Regions from separate parts of the Mus musculus genome. Here region 2 is linked to region 1. Evidence: chromatin loops called from intact Hi-C (ENCODE). Cell type or tissue: left cerebral cortex. All regions are shown on one strand. Each heading gives the region's core, and the rest is flanking DNA. Links, peaks and the distances in the headings are about the cores only.

Region 1 (8,264 bases), core at 1,308-6,307:
AGAGGTATGGATCAGAAGAGACAATGGGGACTAACTTGTGCTTTGAGTTTTTTGTCTTTTTGTTTGTTTGTTTGTTTGTTTTTATGATAGGTGAGACAAGAAAATAGTGATTGTCAAGGAGTCCCTTGTGTAAAAGCCCAAAAAAACTTAACCAAAATATGTGTAGATTCACACATATTTAGTGGTATCTCTAGTTGCAGTTAATGAACTGATCAAATAATCGAATTTAAGTCATGCTCTCTTTTTAAAGCCAAACCATGAATTTCTTGGGGTGAAGTGGTAGAGAAAAGGGAATTGATTGAGTTGCTAGGGCCAAAAACCTCATTTCCTTTCACCCCCCTTTAGGAAGGGAAGAGGGCTCTTCTCAGAGTACTAAGTCTAAGCTTGACTGACCGCACTCTGCAAGCTGTCTAGCAAAGGAGAGACTTATGGAGAGCGCTAGAGCCAGAGACCAGTCCTGGAAAACCCATTCCCTCCTAGGCAATGGAAAAACTGTTCTAGGCCCCACCTACCCACACAGGGCCGATGTGGATCCCACCCCTGCTCCTGATTATGTCAAGGGGGATAATATGTCCTTTTATTCTGTGACATGCCTTTCTGATGGTGAGTAGACATGCTTCCTATCTTAATAGACGTAGACTCCCTAATCACTGAGGGGTATGAGGTGGTCTCACCAGAACCACAAAGACATCTGAGGTGAATCTCAGCCCCAGGTGCTAGTCAGGAGGGTGGGGTCAAAATCAGGAGGGTTGATCAGAGAATTTATGAGGTGAAGCTAGGCACAAACACCTGTGGACCTTCCACCCCTGGGTCCATTAACCTGTGTCCAGGCTTAGTGATGCTGCCCTGAAAATTCCATGAGCTAATTCGTAGTCAGTGTTGTGGTGTGCAGTGGTTGTAGCATGTGGACTGGGTAGAGTAGAGGAGAGAGAGTTTAAGTGTGCATGGGCTTTGGCTAGATATACTAGCAAAGTTGTTAAAAACAAAAACAAAAACAAACATCTTTCCCTAGCTGTAGCACCTCCATCCCCCCAGCAGGCCCCAGTGAGACTCCACACTGCACTCCTGTGTTTCTGGAGAATGGAGTCTTGACCCATTTCCTAATACCTGGCAGCCCCACCCCTACCTTGGGAGGAAAGTGTTGTCCTTTTTTTCCCCTGCCATTGTGAGCTGGCTCCTTGGAGGTATTTTTGCAAAGGATGACTCTTAGTAAGGTACAGTACTGAGTTCACAAACCACCTAGGTAGGTGTTTGACATATTATACACATAGATGATGTGAACACACACATATTGTAACACATATTTTTATATAAGGATACAACGTATGACTAGAAACAGAAGGATAAAGAAAGGAAAGAGGTGGTTGGATCTTGCGTTATTTGCTGGTGTGGTGCTGACAAAGAATGTCTTTGATTCCTTCTGCCATTTCATTATCTACGAAATGGTCTTGAAATCACCTCTCCTAGAACTGCAAGAGCCCAGACATAGTAAATACTCGATAAATATTACTCATTTTCATTGGCATTCTTAATTTTCAAAATTTTCTGTACCCCTTGAAGCCTTACAACGTGTATTTACAATGCTTGTGTACATTTTAGCATCACCCTAAGCTCCTGAGTAGCAGCCGTTCTTCAGTACTTGGAGCATAGAGATGAGGACCCCTGAGCAGCAGAGTAAAGGTCAGAGTTTAGAACAGAAGGTTGGCCTCCCCAGCACCTGGGTGGGCTGTGGGCTCTGTCACAAAGGGGAAGATGCTGCCACACTTGCGCTGAGCAGTCAGCATCAGGAGCCGTGTCTGGGTTTATGTGTAAGGGCTGTGCACCAGCCCTTTGCATGCGGTCTTCTGTCAGCACCAGGGATACCGTGGGTGAGACACTGTGCTGCAAGTCTTGCTTCTCATTGTGAGGAAGTCTCCAGTTACTTTTCTCTCTTAACTAACATCTATGTGTGGTTACTCCAGACCTGAGAGAAACAAATGAAAAGACAGTGAGGCTGGTTCGGTTACTTATAACTAATTAGGTGTTTCTTAATCACCTTCCTCTCCTCGGAGACAAGACGCGCTATAAATAGGCAATGATAACAGTACTACTATGTTTAATTGAAATGGAGTTTTTGAAATGTAATTAATTTAGTAACAATAACTTTAAACAAGCATTCAGTGCTCTAGATGGCCCATAAACAGGAAAGAGTGAAGTTCCTGTCACTCTCAAAAAGTAACTTGCTCTCTGGAAAAAAAAAATGTCTTTAAGCAGCTCAGGTTCACCTTTCCTTTTGTAGACTGAGTCAGGCCAGGTTTGAGCCGTTCTCCTCACTATCCTGTAAGTAAAGTATGACCTCTAAGTTCTCTGTCTTAAAGCTCAGAGACTGAAGGACACAGAAGGATCCGGCCTGGGTTACATATCAAGGCAGAAACCAGTAAAGACTGTATCCCACAGGACTGTCATGGCGGCCCACAGATCCTGTCAAAGGTTCCTCTCAGCTCCCAGACTGCCCATCCCTTCACTTAGCCACACCCCTTCACTTAGCCACACCCCTTCACTTAGCCACACCCCTTCACTTAGCCACACCCCTTCACTTAGCCACACCCCTTCACTTAGCCACATCCCTTCGTGCTGTCCCTGCTCTAGAGGATATTGAGTGCACTGTGCACCTAAGTTCCAAGCTGCCTGGACTGTGCTATAGTTAGTTTAGAAAAGCAGAGGGTAAGAGGCTGACATGACCAAAGGCCCAGCAAAAGGATGGTGTTTCTGAGCCTTCATCTGTAAGGTCAGGACGTTGTAAGACACTTCCCGCAGTGCACTAGTTTAATGTGTGAGAATACACATACAATTCCCCAGAGTGATCACCTGAACATAACAGGTTGATCGTTAAATGGACTATTAAGAGAATTGGTACATTTTATATGTACATGAATTTGCTTTCCTGGTACTCTCCATATGGAAAATCACAACAAGAAACACTTCTTGAGCTGGTAGAAATTATATAGCTTGGGTGGGGTTAGCTTTATAATCGCATGGAGTTCCTTTTCAGCATATAAGTTCTGTTTCAATGTTCATATTTCAACATTTTTGTTTCCCTTGTGAATATAATATTGTGCAGAATTAGAGATAGTACAAAATCAAATCTAAAATTCTTTACATTTTTGGAAATTCTGTTTGAAAATAACATTTTTTTTAAAAAGCACTTTTATTTTTAATATTTTGGTTAAAACTGAACTGAAGTTTAAAACTCAGGAATTTAAAATGTATCTAGGAGTTTATAGTGAAATAAATATCTCAGTACACCGATTTTATAACTATTTATTTGGGGACAGTTAGAAGCCCTGGATCTTTTGAGCCCTTCTTTGTTTCTCTTAGGCTGTTCTGTATAGCAGGGTGTGCTCGTGGCCCATGTGCATTCGAATTTAGATCTCCAAGCTGCACTGTTGGGACTCTTGTGGGGTTTGCTGTCTACATCTCCATCCCTGCCCAACTGATTTTCTTTGAGATTTTCTTTGGTTTTTTTCTTTGAGGAATGAATTTTTCTCCAAGTTTCCTCTTTATGTTCTTCCCCTTATCCCAGCTTCCTTCTCTCCACCTTCCTGCCTAGCAAATGTGTATTACTAAGGACTTCTAGTGGCTAACTCTGGAAGTGCTTCTCAGAAAAAAAATTACAAATATAAACAGTTAGTCTATCCACTTTCATAAACTATCACTGCAACTGGCAAGAATCTTGCAAGAATCCTGGCTGGCTTTTAAAATAATTCTGACTGCATGATACTATTCATTCTTATAACACTTTTACTGAATTCAGTTGATTATTTCAGTATAAAGAACCTGTGCTATAATGTGTATTAAAAGCATTTGATGTTACCTTCTGTTTATGAGAGTCAGTTCAGAAACTGTCTTGAAGTTTCATCTGTAAATGAGATTTCTAAATATGCGAATGAATTTAGGTGTACATTAGAGTGATAAGTGATAGAAATAGTTACTGTGGTCAGAGAGGCTTTTTATATTTTGGAATTCCAGCCATATAAAATGGAGTGTTATTGCTGTGCAAGCTGCAATCTAGTGCATAAGAGGTTCGGGACGTGCCGTGGCTTGGATGAAGGTTTTTGTGCCATGAAAGTCTCTTCTAGTCCCTGAAAACCACCCATGGATGATATAAAAGGTTAGAGCAGATTGGAAAGGTAGAGAATTCTTAGCTTTCTGGGCTGGGACCAGGGGCTACTCACAACTCCCAATCCACTGCATATTGACTTATCACTGGACATCATCTCCCGCAAGGTGTGAGAACAACTGAGTGCATTATGGAAGCAGGCTTGTGTGATACCACCACTAAGCTTAGGTTGAATATGACAGAAAATGGATTAAAATTGCACTTCATTAAAGCAAGCAAGAAAAAAAAATCTTTAGAAGTATTCTCCCTCTGTACTGAGTGCTGGGATTGTACTTGATTTGAAAATGCAAATTTGTTCCCAATTGATACGTTTAAGAACATTTTGCAAATAACTTAAAATTTCACACTTCCTTATGTGCAGTTTTGTCTGTAAGTAACACTAGGTGAACCAGAAAACGGTTCCCGGGTGAACTGAGTGTTAAGTCCCTGCCAGTTCCCTGGGTTCCGTGAGTCTGTTTGAACCTCTAGGCATCCATGTGTGTTACTGTGATCTGACTGGTCTGTGAGATTTCAGGTGCCCTTCTTGCAGTACCTCACAGCAGCTCACGGCACAAGCTGTAGCCTTCAGTGCCCACTTCTGCTTCAGGGCTTTTTCAAGGTCTGTTGTGCTGCTGTCATCTGTTGGTATTTAGTTGATTTGTGTGGTTTTAGGTTTTTCAGTGTTGTGCCCTTAACCTCACTTTCCTTATAAAGCCCTGTATTTTTAATTGTGCATTTTTATATAATGTAGTGATATTTCCAGGGCTGCATATGCAGCGTTATTACAGAACTGTTGATATTGCAGTTGCATTCTCCACAATTACCAGCATTACCAGATGTCAGTGCAGAGCTCTCAGGATGATGAACTCAGCTTCTGTCCAGAGACTCTCACGTCACCATAAGTGAACATTGCGTGATACCCTTGCTCTTTCTGGCCACTCCTGTGTTTAGAATTTGGTTTTGCTTTGTACTTGTTAACTTGGTGACTCTAGTTGAAGCATTACCATGAGGCTCATTTATCTTTTAACTAGTATTTTTTATTAATTATTTGAGAATTTCAAATAATATATTTTTATTATGTTCACCCCAACTCTTCCCCAGATCCATGCCCAGTCGCCCAGTCCCTCTCCCTCCCTCCTTCCTTCCCCCCTTGTCTTCCTCCCCTGCCCCCTCCTCTCTCCTATTTTACTCAAGTACTCTTGGGTATGGGGACAGCAATGGAGAGTATGTCAACCTCCTAGGAGACCCATAAAGAAAACTGACTCTTGCTCTTGTAAAGCTATTGCAGGCAATAACCCCTCAGGTAGGTAGTCCCAGCTTCGTGCTTTGCCGTCTAATGCTGAGATTTTCTTCCCAGCCTGAGCATGCACACATTTTGTTCATGCTATCATAACCACTGTGCATTTATATGTTCATCTGCTCGAGTGTACCTGGAAAGCACTGCTTACTGATAACTATCTGTCACCTCTGGCTCTTACAGTCTTTGAGCTCCCTCTTTCTCAGTGGTTCCTGGAGGCCCATTTATCTTTTAAAGTTCCTTCTTCACAAATTCAAACAAATTGTAGCCACAGTATTGGCAGAGAATATTTAAATTTTCCAAATTTCAGAGCTAAGCTTTGCCTAATTTCTAGCTAGTGATGGAGATCCTCACAAGACTTCCTCATTGCTCTCATTGCCTCCTTCCCTGATGATTATCTGTGATTGTGAAAGTTTACTTTGATCACAACACAACCTGCCTTCAGTGATCAGGGCACATCCTGCTTACAGTGATCATAGGACATCCTAACTGCAGTGATCATAGGACATCCTGCCTACAGTGATCATAGGACATCCTGCTTACAGTGATCAGGGCACATTCTGCCTACAGTGATCATAGGACATCCTGCCTACAGTGATCATAGGACATCCTAACTGCAGTGATCATAGGACATCCTGCCTATAGTGATCATAGGACATCCTGCATACAGTGATCATAGGACATCCTAACTGCAGTGATCATAGGACATCCTGCCTACAGTGATCATAGGACATCCTGCCTACAGTGATCATAGGACATCCTAACTGCAGTGATCATAGGACATCCTGCCTACAGTGATCATAGGACATCCTGCCTACAGTGATCATAGGACATCCTGCCTACAGTGATCATAGGACATCCTGACTGCAGTGATCATAGGACATCCTAACTGCAGTGATCATAGGACATCCTAACTGCAGTGATCATAGGACATCCTAACTGCAGTGATCATAGGACATCCTGCCTATAGTGATCATAGGACATCCTGCCTACAGTGATCATAGGACATCCTGACTGCAGTGATCAGGGCACATCCTGCCTACAGTGATCATAGGACATCCTGCCTACAGTGATCATAGGACATCCTAACTGCAGTGATCATAGGACATCCTGCCTACAGTGATCATAGGACATCCTGCCTACAGTGATCATAGGACATCCTGCCTACAGTGATCATAGGACATCCTGCCTACAGTGATCATAGGACATCCTGCCTACAGTGATCATAGGACATCCTGCCTACAGTGATCATAGGACATCCTGCCTACAGTGATCATAGGACATCCTGCCTACAGTGATCATAGGACATCCTAACTGCAGTGATCATAGGACATCCTAACTGCAGTGATCATAGGACATCCTAACTGCAGTGATCATAGGACATCCTGCCTACAGTGATCATAGGACATCCTGCCTACAGTGATCATAGGACATCCTGACTGCAGTGATCAGGGCACATCCTGCCTACAGTGATCATAGGACATCCTGCTTACAGTGATCATAGGACATCCTAACTGCAGTGATCATAGGACATCCTGCCTACAGTGATCATAGGACATCCTGCCTACAGTGATCATAGGACATCCTAACTGCAGTGATCATAGGACATCCTGCCTACAGTGATCATAGGACATCCTGCCTACAGTGATCATAGGACATCCTAACTGCAGTGATCATAGGACATCCTGCCTACAGTGATCATAGGACATCCTGCCTACAGTGATCACAGCTCTTCCTGACTAAGTGATCAAGAGTTTATGATGAACCCTAAGTTCTACCGTGTAGATTTCCACACTTCATCCAGGCTGTTGCTTTTCTCCTTTCCACCCATGAGCTCTGCTTTCCATTAATATGGATTGAGACAAAGGATATTTTTCACTGTTTAAATTCTACCCTACCTCTTATACTTCCAAGAAACCTATTTGTAGTAGCACCCCTGGTATATTTTGTTTTTTTGTTTGAAATGGCTCTTGGAACTCTTTAGGCTCTTCTGAAAGTTTTATTTTAGGTTTCCCCTTATATTTTCTATAATTTCGTTGTGAAGACTCTGGAAGTAGAGGTGAAGTGTTATGAAGAAGCCAGTCAAGTTAGCCTGGAAACAATTTGTTATTTAAAATCATATTATCATAGTGGTCTTGAAAAAGGTTAATGACCACAACTCTTGCTGATGATGTAGGCTTTTTAAAGATAGCTAATTCCCTGGCTTCTCAATGTGGATAGCAAGATGAATGGAGTTCCATTGCAAACATTCCCCACAGCAATTATCTGTTCATGCCCCAGTTCCCTATAACTTTTATTATGTCCAGGTATTACCAGCCATGTTAGGAGCTGGGTATGGTGACAAACACCTTTAATCTAGCACTCAGGAGGCAGGGCCAAACAGATCTCAAAAGTTTAAGGCCAACCTGGTGTTTACCGTTGGTTCCAAAATAGCAAGGGCTACATAGAGTCCTGTCTCCAGGGAATTAAAAAAAAAAACGAAAAAGAGGCTATGTCATATGTATGTGTGTTGTGTGGTTGTGCAAGTTTATCTTTAAATTGTGTGTGTGTGTGTATGTGTGTGTGTGTGTGTGTGTGTGTGTGTGTGTGTGTGTGTGCATTGAATTGTGAATGAGTTATAGGTGCCAGAGAATCCAGAATTATTGGATCCTCCTGGAGCTGGGTACAGACAGTTTTAAGCCTATATTAGAGTTGAGCATACTTGTTATTTCCGAGACTTTCCTAATGCATTAGTGTTAAAAATTTAGGAGCTACTAGTAAACAAGTCACTAATAAAAAAAAAATCCATTAGCAGTGACTGTATAAAAGTATTTTATACTAAATAAATAA
Region 2 (5,000 bases), core at 1-5,000, 220 kb before region 1:
CAAAAGAAAAGAAGAAAGAGGGAGGGAGGAGGGATGAAGAGAAGGAGGGAGAGAAGAAGGGAGGAAAGGAGACAGAGAGACAGAGTCAGACAGACAGAGACAGAGAGAGATGGGGATAGAGAGACAGAGAGAAAGACATTTTTAAAACTAAATCAGGTTTATAAAAGTTTCCCTGTTAAGGACATTTTCCGGCCAGCTGCAGACCCTTTAGTAACCCCACCACCACACACACACACACACATATACACTTGCTGTCTGTCACTCAGTTAGTTATCTACTACAAAGTAACACACTCCACTCAACGAGTGCCTGGATTATCTGGACTGTAAGATCTGAAATCCTGGGGCCGGAATCTCAGAGCTTTGTATTAACAGACAGTCTTTAGCAATCCATCACTAACGGGCAGTGTACAGAGGTGGCCTGAGAGTCCATAGGTCTCTTTGAAGCCACCACAGCTCTGCACACCCCCAGAGCCCCTAACTCTTGCCTCTTAAGTATAGACTACAAGATACCAGGCTTATACACAACAAAGTAGAAGAAAAATCAGAAGGACCTTAAAACAAAATTTCATTTAGTGTTTTCTACCATACTTGTAAGTGTCCAATTTCATGACAGCACGGCCCGGAGCCGTGCTGTGGTGGTTTAAGATCCAGGGAAATAATCCCAAGGCGAGAATGTGAGGACACGAAATCCTGTAGTGATGTGGGCAGTGGTGGGGGTGTCTCTGGAAGTGACAATGGGGGAAGAGAAGAAACAAGACAGGAATGGGAAACTCACACCTCCGAGTCACCCCAAGCAAGAGTGAGGGAGCTAGCTTGTCTCCTCCAACGCTCATGCCCATCTGTCACCAGATGGGAGCCGCTGCCAGGGACACTGGCTTCCTTCTAGTTTTGGATCTTCCAGGACAAGAGAAAGCCCTCCAGGGGAGAACGGCTGATGCTTACTGAGGCCAGAGGATGCTGAGTAGTATGTTAGTCTGCTTTGTATCACTATAATGATACCCAACACGGGGTGCTCAGTAAAGAGGTTTGTCTAGTTCACTCTTAGAGGCTGAATCCCAAGATCAGGTGGTCCAGTCTGTTTGGCCTGTGACAAGTTGTTCCTCTCACCCCGACCCCCACTGCTACATAACAATGTGAGAGAGAAACAGAAAAGGAAATCACGGCCTAAAGAGACGGCCAAGCACATGGACTGGCCTTACACTAGAAGAATTCATTCTAGCAAGACTATGTCCATGAGATGAGGGCCTTCTGCGGGTAAGAGAGCTACCTCACCAGCTCCCATCTCACCTCTGCCACAGTGGGGACCAAATTTCAGCACACACACACTCAGCTGTATCTGAACCAAACAGGGGTGTGAGCAGAACACAGACAGCTTTCACTGTAGTAAGCTTTGGATTGGGGTTCCCCTCTGTGTGCTTAACCACACATCCTCAGACAAGTAAGTCTCTGCCTCAACACCACCAGATATATGAACATCAAGCCCAGCCAAATGCTAGCAATCGCCATGCTGGCTATGTAGGAAGCCTTAGAGATATGGCGTTATCGTATTTTCTCAGTTGTGTAGCCCTGGCACACAAGTGGGACTCTCTATGTAAACCAGACTGTCCTTGAACTCACAGAGATCTACCTGCTTCTGCCTCCTCTCAAGTGCTGGGATCAAAGGCAGGCACCACCACATCCAGTTTCTCTTTGCTGTGACCAAATACCAGACAGAAATAAAGAGAGTAATTTGTTTAGGTGCTTATAGTTTCAGAGACGTCTGTCCACAGTGAGAGGCAATGACTAGAAGTTCAATCAATGGTCACCAGGAAGGAGGAAAAAAGGGATCCAGGAGAGGCTAAGGCAAGACACAGTGTCCAAAGACAGTTACCAAGTTCTCTCAAGGGGCCAAGCCGCTGAGTAGGTCAGAGTCCCTCAGATGTATCTCATCGTTCCTGGAAATACCCTCAAAGGCCGACTTACTTGTTCATTACTAACTCGCCGGGCATTTCTCAAGCCAGACAGATTGAAATTAAGATTAGCCACGCTAGTGTAGGGAATGTGGAATTTAGAATCACATCAGTGCTACAACATGTAAGGACTTCAGACCACACTTTGGCCAGCTTCCTCATTTCACGAAAGAAGCTTAAAGATGAGGGAAGTACTTATCGCAAGAGAGTATGGAAGGGGGAGCGTGTGTGTGTGTGTGTGTGTGTGTGTGTGTGTGTGTGTGTGTTTGTAGTATGGATATGTGTGTTGTGTGGGTTTATGTGGTATGTTTGTATATGTGTGGTGTGTGTGTGTGTAGTTTGTGTGTATGTGTGTGTAGTATATACAGTGTGTGTAGTGTGTATGTATGTACAGTGTGTATAGTATGTGCAGTGTGTGTGTGTGTGTGTGTGTGTGTGTGTGTGTGTGTAATGTGCATAATACTGGGTTAGAGAGTGGCTGCAACAGACTTGCACACTGGGTACCGCTCCACGTGCAGTGTTCCCTCCAGCATCTTGGACTGACTGCCTCCGAATTACTCATAGACTACAGATCCAGAAGGGAGACTGAATTGTCACTCTCTCCTTCAAGGGCTTTTCTATTACCATGAATTAGGAGTGGCTGCCATAGTGCTGCATTCAGAAAGAGTCTGAGGATGGGGTGCCTCAGGCCAGGCATGTAACTGATTCCAGTGTCTATTGAGTGCATGTGTACTTGCTAAAGAAGGAGGTAGACACATGGAATAGTGATCCTGAAGCTAATGCCAAAGGATTAAAGAAACTAATATATTCATTTGATTGCAATAATAATATATACTTGCTATAGGAATATATAAAGATATAAATAAAATTAGTAAGTATATTTAAGCAGATTAAAAAATAAAGTTGGAGGTCCTGGAGAGATGGCTCGGTGGTTAAAAGCACTTGCTGCTCTTGCTGAGGACCAGGGTTCCATTGCCAGCACTCACATGTTGCTATGCAACCATCTGTAACTTTAGTTCAAGGGGGTGCAATGCCCTCTTCTGAGCTCTTCAGGCACGAGGCATACATGTAGTGCAGGTACACATGTGCAGGCAAAGTATTCATCCACATACAATAAAATGAAGACTCATTTTTTAAAAAAAAAAGGAGGAGAAAGCTGACTCTGGAATTGACTCAGAGTCTCAAGGACGACAAGCAGAAACCTGAGAGAAAGACAGGAAGCTGAAAATGGGTGTAAGTTGAGTATTTTACTTGCTGTCTTCACTCATACCTGGATACAGAATGGTGTAGGTACTCAGTGTTTGTGTGTGCAAGGGAGGTGGGGTAATAAAGTCTCCCAAGTTGACCTATATAACGAGACCCTTTCAAGGAAAACATCAGCAGGAGTTTTCACACAATTAGAGGCTGGTTCTAGAATGTATCTGGAAGCAGATCAAAACGCATGGGGGGCATTTCTGGACGAGTAAGAAGAAGAGTCTTACAGCTAATTATATAATCCATAATTGCCTTTCAACTAATTATGAAACTGTGTATTCATTACTTTGCTCCTCGCTGTGACGAAACACTTGAGAAAGGCAACTTAAGGACAGGAGCATTTATTCTGCTTCAGGGTTTGAGAGGACAGGCCACCTTTGGGGAAGTCATGGCAGTCAGAACATGAAGCAGCTGGTCATATTGTGTCCACAGTCTCGAATCAGAGAGAGGTGAATGCCAGAGTTCCACCCTCTCTTTTTTATTCAGCCTGATGCCCCAGCCCATAGAATGATGGCATCCATGCGCAGGGCAGGCTTTTTCATCAGTAAGATCATGCCACATATATCTTCACGTGCTTCTGCGTTCTGTGAAACTGACGATCTAGAATAGCCATCACAAGTCTGCTTCCTGTCACCATTACACTAAGACACTTCTCTTCAAAGCATAGCATTTTATTCTTGGCCCTGAAGCCATGAAGCTTCATCACATAATGGAGAATGCATTTAGCCACCCTTCTCATTTCTAACAATTTGCTTGTTCATATGTTTTGGTTTGGTTTTTTGTTGTTGTTGTGTTTTTTGAGACAGGGTTTCTCTGTCTCGCCCTGGCTGTCCTGGAACTCACTCTGTAGACCAGGCTGGCCTCGACCTCAGAAATCCACCTGCCTCTGCCTCCCAAGTTGTTCATATATTTATTCAGTGTGTGGGCACCAAGCATGCACACAGAGGTCAGAGGATAACTTGTGGCAGTTAGCTTTCTTCTTCAATGATGTGGGCCTCAGGAATCAAACCCATGATTGTCAGGCGTGGCGGCAAGTGCCCATCTCAGGCAAGCCATCCTGCTATTCCTGTTTAGCCCATTTCTGTAAGTCCTTATCATTTCCAACTTCCATTTCTTGCTCAGAAATGTAAGTGTATGGTGTCTCCGGAAACAATTTCTTAGCTATGAGCTACTGTTTACAAATAAAAGTGATGCACTTCTAATATACAGCGGCACAGAGTAAATGCTCCCATTCTAAAAGGGAGGAATGGGCCACAGATTGAACCAAATTGAGACCAAAGCCCAGCAAAGCAGACGCCAAACCCCGCAGCTTCATATCTAGCCTCATGATGGAATCACCCAGCCTCCACCATCCTCAGCAGCAGTATTCCTCCAGCTCTTCCACATGCAGCACACAGAACCAATCTCTGAGGGTGGTCCCAACCTTTCCTTTGCCAATGTCTTATGACTCCAGGATTGTCAATCTCGGACATCTCCATGGCAACTTGGCAGCTTGGCCTTGACAGATGCTGCTTGACTCAGTGGATTTCTAGAACCTCAGCTCAAGCCTCCTTGACTTCCTTAAACATTTGTCTCTTGCATGCTTGCAAAACCAGCGCTATGTGTGTTGCATTGCTAAATTCCATTGGCAGCTTGAGATGAGGTCCATTGGTCCAGAACCGAAGCAGCTTCTATGCGCCCTTGGTGCTGTGTCTGAGAAAACATTCTGAGGGCAGTTGTTTTACCTTCAGTGGGATTCTCAGTTCAGGCACTCTCCTTTCAAATTCATTTGCATTTTAGTTGCTTTAGTGCAGAG

What was found. Hi-C counts contacts between places; a loop is a spot of excess contacts. Peaks named below come from ENCODE experiments on the same cell type or tissue, not always from the same donor. Only the 100,000 strongest peaks of a DNase experiment are listed, where the experiment ranks them.
Region 2: a loop joins it to region 1, with 3 times the contacts of the local background. A loop is called at or near these places in 10 of 42 quality-filtered maps.

The regions. Positions count from the first base shown.
Region 1 is chr17:50,625,311-50,633,574 of GRCm38, forward strand. The region is part of intron 3 of Plcl2 (phospholipase C-like 2); the gene reads left to right. Among named protein-coding and RNA genes, the nearest start is that of Plcl2, 120 kb to the left of the region's middle. In left cerebral cortex, for the core only: a CTCF peak has its summit at 3,625; DNase peaks (open chromatin) are centred at 3,627 and 4,645; H3K27ac peaks cover 222 bases.
Region 2 is chr17:50,407,968-50,412,967 of GRCm38, forward strand. No RefSeq gene overlaps it. Among named protein-coding and RNA genes, the nearest start is that of Gm31015, 14 kb to the right of the region's middle. In left cerebral cortex, for the core only: no CTCF peak of the experiment used is centred there; DNase peaks (open chromatin) are centred at 366, 783, 2,116, 2,501 and 1 more place; H3K27ac peaks cover 1,616 bases.